Linked DNA regions of Homo sapiens: region 2 is linked to region 1. A link is an interaction called in ENCODE POLR2A ChIA-PET data of the cell type or tissue named here. Cell type or tissue: K562. All regions are shown on one strand. Each heading gives the region's core, and the rest is flanking DNA. Links, peaks and the distances in the headings are about the cores only. Region 1 has its middle 55 kb from the start of LINC02901. Region 2 has its middle 13 kb from the start of EZR.

What was found. Peaks named below come from ENCODE experiments on the same cell type or tissue, not always from the same donor. Only the 100,000 strongest peaks of a DNase experiment are listed, where the experiment ranks them.
Region 2: POLR2A ChIA-PET joins it to region 1 with 5 read pairs; 6 of 35 experiments call an interaction of 5 or more read pairs at or near these places.

The regions. Positions count from the first base shown.
Region 1 is chr6:158,923,786-158,926,699 of GRCh38, forward strand. It overlaps the pseudogene RNU6-293P. Among named protein-coding and RNA genes, the nearest start is that of LINC02901, 55 kb to the left of the region's middle. In K562, for the core only: no CTCF peak of the experiment used is centred there; no DNase peak of the experiment used is centred there.
Region 2 is chr6:158,830,454-158,833,367 of GRCh38, forward strand. No RefSeq gene overlaps it. Among named protein-coding and RNA genes, the nearest start is that of EZR, 13 kb to the left of the region's middle. In K562, for the core only: no CTCF peak of the experiment used is centred there; a DNase peak (open chromatin) is centred at 1,678.

The DNA of each region.
Region 1 (2,914 bases), core at 238-2,737:
CTCTGAAATATACAGTCAGGTGTTGCTTCACCATGGGGTTATGTTGTGAGAAGTGCATTGTTAGGTAATTGTGTTGTTTTGGAAACATCATAGAGCGCATTTACGCAAACCTAGATGGTGCTTCACCGTGGGGTTATGTTGTGAGAAGTGCATTGTTAGGTAATTGTGTTGTTTTGGAAACATATAGAGTGCATTTACGCAAACCTAGATGGTATCGGCCTACCACATACCTAGGCTAAGTGGTAGAGCCCATTGCTCCCAGGCTACGGACCTGTACAGCAAGTACTGAGTACTGCAGGCAATTGCAGCACAATAGGAAGTATTTATGTCTCCAAACGTATCTAAACAGAAAAGGTAAAATACAAATATGGTAATATAATCTTAAGGGACCGCATCAAGAAATGACTGGCAAAGTTCACGTAAAAATGCCCTTGGCAATTATGCATGATTTGACCTGCAATAACTACTGGGTCCCACATAATGAGCGGAAGGTCGGGCACCCTACTACACCTCATAATTCACATGGGTAATTTGATGTAGTTGTTAATGGTCTGCCGTAAAAAAGAGTCATCATCCTAACAGCTCCAAAGCTATTTCTGTAACTGATCTTTATCCTAGCAGTCACAGCCGAACACGCCCACATGGATCCTCAGTGAAAGGCAAAGTTAGAAGCTGGCAAGCTCTCCATTAGCTGCAATCATGCTGGTCTAAGATGAATCCTTTTATTGGAAATCTGGTGGGCAAAGCCACAGAAGCTCTCTTTTCTCTGGGAAATAATATAGCTTCTAGGTAATGTGTGCTTTACAGCCCACACCTCCTGGCCATGCTTTGCCCTAGGGATGGGGTGACACAGTGGGAGAGAGTGAGGGGGAAGGGAAGGGGGAGAGGGAGGAGGAAGAAAGAGGGAGGGAAAGCGGGTGGGGGAGGAGGAGTGGGCATGAGGGGGAAGAGAGAAGGAAGGGGAAGCGGAAGGGGAGAGGGAGAAGAGGGAGGGGAAGTGAGAAGGAAGGGGAAGAGAGGGAGAAGGAGGAGGAAGGAAAGGGACAAGAGGGAAGGATGAGAGGGAGAGAGAAGGGCTTCAAACAACCTTCAACACACACAGAATGGCCCTCTGCTTCTATTTCTTTCTTTTAACCAATAATTTAATTGAAAAAGAATTTTAAGGCCCAGTGTATTGGCTCATGCCTGTAATCCCAGCACTTTGGGAGGCTGAGGCAGGTGGATCACTTGAGGTCAGGAGTTTGAGACCAGCCTGGCCAACATGGTGAAACCCTGTGTCTACTAAAAATACAAAATTGTGCTGGGGAAGCTGAAGCAGGAGCTACTGGGGAGGCTGAGGCAGGAGAATCACTTGAACATGGGAGGCAGAGGTTGCAGTGAGCTGAGATTGCGCCACTGCACTCTAGCCTAGGCAACAGAGTGAGACTCTTGTCAAAAGAAAGAAAGAAAGAAAGAAAAGAAGGAAGGAAGGAAGGAAGGGGAAGGAAGGGAAGGGAAGGAGGGAGGGAAGGAGGGAGGGAAGAAGGAAGGAAGGAAGGAATTTTAAGGCTAAGTACAGACAGTCACGTACCAGTTTCAGTCAACTATGAACCAAATATACAGCAATGGTATATTTGCTGTGTCCCATAAGAGTATAATGGAGCTGGAAAATTCCTATCACCCAGTCACATCTTGATGATCCTGAACCTGTGTAGGCTAATGTATATGTATGTGTCTTAGTTTGTAACAACAAATTTTTAAAGTAAAAAAAAATAAAAAAATTTTTAAAATAGAAAAAAGTTTATAGAATAAGGATACAAAGAAAGAAAATAATTTTGTAAAGCTGTAAAATGCGTTTGTGTTTTAAGCTGTTTTGTAAAAGAGTCAAAAAGTTAAAACAAATTAAAAAGTTTATAAAATAAGAGAGTTACAGTAAGCTAAGGTTAATTTATTATAATATTATTATATAATTTATAATTAATTTATTATAATAATATTCTTTTAAAATATGGAACACTGCATGAATTTACATGTTGATATGGTTTGGCTGTGTCCCCACCCAAATCTCATCTTGAATTGTAATCCCCATAATCCCCACATGTCATAGGAGGGACCCAGCGGGAAGTGATTGGATCACAGGGGCAATTTCCCCCATGCTGTTATTGTGATAGTGAGTGAGTTGTCATGAGATCTGATTTTTTTTTTTTTTTTTTTGCGACAGAGTCTTGCTCTGTAGCCCAGGCTGGAGTGCAATGGCATGATCTCGGCTCACTGCAACCTCTGCCTCCTGGGTTCAAGTGATTCTCCTGCCTCAGCCCCCTGAGTAGCTGGGATTACAGGCACCTGCCACCTTGCCCGGCTAATTTTTGTATTTTTAGTAGAGACGGGGTTTCCCCATGTTGGCCAGGCTGGTCTTGAACTCCTGACCTCAGGTGATCTGCCCGCCTCGGCCTCCCAAAGTGCTAGGATTATAGGTATGAGCCACCGCGCCCTGCCGAGATCTGATGGTTTTATACATGTCTAGCATTTCCCCTGCTTGCACTCACTTCTCCTTCCTGCTGCCTTGTGAAGAAGGTGCCCTGCTTTTCCTTTGCCTTCTGCCACGATTGTGTTTCTTTTCTAAGGTCTCCCCAGCCATGCTGAACTGTGAGTCAGTTAAACTTCTTTCCTTTATAAATTACCCACTCTCGGGTATTTCTTTACAGCAATGTGAGAACAGATTAATTCACATGTCATCCTTGCACAGGGGCCATGCTGATCTTCTCTGTGTCATTCCTTAATTTATTACTGAAGAAAGAAAAATACTTGTTACACATTTAGCATAGCCTACGTGTACAATGTTTATCAAGTCCACAGCAGTGTACAGTAATGCCCTAGGCCTTCACATTCACTCACCACTCACTCACTCATTGACTCATCCAGGGCAACTTCCGTT
Region 2 (2,914 bases), core at 204-2,703, 93 kb before region 1:
GGCATGAGCCGCCACCGTGCCCAATTCCCAGTTCTTAAATATTGGCAAATGAGTTACAGTTTTTTTCCAAGATCCTCTGCAAGCCAGATGAGACGTGTGCAGGCCAGATGTGTGTTCCTCCCTGCCTTCTGCTCTGCAGATCCACTTAGTGTCTGTCCTATACGTGGGTTCAACCAGGTAACTTTTTTTTTTTTGAGACAGAGTCTCACTCTGTCGCCCAGGCTGGAGTGCGGTGATGTGGTCTCAGCTCACTGCAACCTCTGCCTCTCGGGTTCAAGTGATTCTCCTGTCTCAGCCTCCCCAGTAGCTCGGACTACAGGCGCGTGCCGCCACGCCCAGCTAATTTTTGTATTTTTAGTAGAAATGGGGTTTCACCATATTGCCCAGGCTGTTCTCGTGACCTCAGGTGATCTGTCCGCCTTGGCCTCCCAAAGTGCTGGACTACAGGCGTGAGCCACCATGCCCGGCCTTAACCAGGCAACTTCTAATGTCCCACTAGGCTTCAAAACACTGTCACTCCTGGCATGCTTGACTTTCCCTGGTGACAGTGCTGGCAGGGACTGTCCTCCCTGAGTCTAGGTGTGGTAGAAGACACACAGGCCCATCCACGCAGCCTCTCATTCTGTGCACACGCAAAGGCAGCTCTCGTGGTCGCATTTTCAGTTTGGGGAGTTGTCATGTTGGTAACTGTAGGCCTTAGACTTAAGGGACATTCGAGGAGGGAGTGACCCCCTTTCGTGGTGGACACAACACCCTAAATGGCTAGCCTCAGCTCTTCCTCCCTGGCAGGCCCCATCTATGCTGACCGCCCTGGTGGGGTTCTGAGCTGTACACCCCAACCCCTTACTCTGCCAATAAGAAAGAGTGGCTTCCATGTTTCTGCACACTTCCTTGCCAGCAGGGTTGTGTTTTGCTTCTAGACTGGCAGCGTCCACAGCCCTCTCACCAGTGAGCACCTCTGACGGCTCCACATCCCATCTGCCCCATTGTTGTGGCTGTGAGAGCTGTTCAGGGTTGGTGGAATGACCACCACAGCAGATGGGCATTGAGTGCAGGGTCCCTGCCCTTCCAGGCAGCTTACTTTCAAAGGCACGGCCATTCCACAACACGCTTCTCCTCCTGGATCTACCTACAGCAAAGCTGGGACTATTGGCATGGATTTCCTAAGACTTGCTTTCATTTCGAAATTGTTTTTAAGAAAGAAAAAGTAAAAGCAGCTCCGCACAATGGAAAAGCTACTTTGCATCTCATCTCCAAGTGGAGCTGACCTGGATAGTCATCCCCTGGTTCCTAGGTGGGGCAGGTGCTAACTGGCGGGTGGGCAGGGATGACGCCCATAGGAATGTTGACAAACTGGGTTTTGTGAATCTCCCGAAGCTCAGAACTCTGATGGCATCGATTCTTGGTGGCTCTTCCTCCCTTCTCTTCCCTTTATCCCAAGGTCTGGCCATCGGATCCTAGAACTTGCAACTGAGAAGGGGGAGACCTGGCTTCCATGTAGAGGACACACGATTTCCTCCCCTCTGAGGGGGCTCGTGAGGGTGACTGTCGGGCCTCTCCTGGAGCCTCAGAGAAGGACTCACTTGTCTGTGGGTGAATTTGGAAGGAGAACCTGGGCATACAGAGCCCAGCCCTTTGGCTCACTCTTCCTCTTGGGAGCTGACCCGCCCACTGCTCTATCTCTTCCAGCCATGCATGTTGTGGGGCCTGGTCCCCTGTGGATGGCCCATGGTGGCCTAGAGCTGTCTCTGCCAGGGGGCATATTTGTCTAATTCCATCATGCAGTTTTAGGCAGTCCATTTGCCTGTAGATCGAGGCCATGCCCTCCAACGGTGGCTTTATCAGCAGTAAAACTTGCAGGTTTCATCTCCCTTGTCTCATTCACTGGCCCTTTCACATTGCAACCAGCACCTCTGCTGGCTCCCAGGCTGCTCCGCTGGAGCTGAAAAGAATGAATACCCATCTTCAGCAACTGTATCTTTCCCCCTCTTAACTTAGGCTCGGGAATCAAGCTTCCCCTAAATAATGAATTGGACTTTATTCTCTCTAACCATACCAGCTCTCAAAACATTGGAAGCCAGATTTACTGGGTCCAAATGTTTATGTTTATGGTTAGTTACATCAAAGAGACTTTGTCATTAGTAAAAGTGTTTTAATTTAAGGCAGGAACTTGGTTATGGCTCCTTGAAGACATCTGCTTACATTGCCTGGTGTCTATCCCTGTATCTGACACCCAGAGAGCTTAATAAACATTTTTATTCCATCAGTTTGGTTGATTGAATGAGCCTGGACTTTTTCCTTTGTAACTCTCCAAAGCACTGAGCTCTCAGCAAAACAGAACCAACCAAGATGTGGCGCTGACTGACTCAACTGAACGTTTATCCCCAGAGACTTCTGATAGCGATCCTACCTATTCGAATTGAATCCAGCTCTTTATGTTTTAATTACTTCTTGTTATTCTCATTTTCTTTTCCCCATCATCCTAATGTGTTTAACATGTCTGTTTATATGTATTTTCCATAAAGTATATATTATTTAACGTACACATGCTTTCAATTTATTTATTTATTTATTTATTTATTTATTTATTTATTTATTTTGAGATGGAGCCTCACTGTGTCACCCAGGCTGGAGTACAGTGGTGCGATCTCTGCTCACTGCAACCTCCGCCTCTCAGGTTCAAGCCATTCTCCTGCTTCAGCCTCCCGAGTAGCTGGGACTACAGGCGCACTCCACCATGCATGGCTAATTTTTGTATTTTTAGTAGAGATGGGGGTTTCTACGTGTTGGTCAGGCTGGTCTCGAACTCATGACCTCAGGTGATCTCCGCCTGCCTTGGCCTCCCAAAGTGCTGGGATTACAGGCATGAGCCACCATGCCCAGCCAGCTTTGTGTTTTTAACATTCATTTTTAG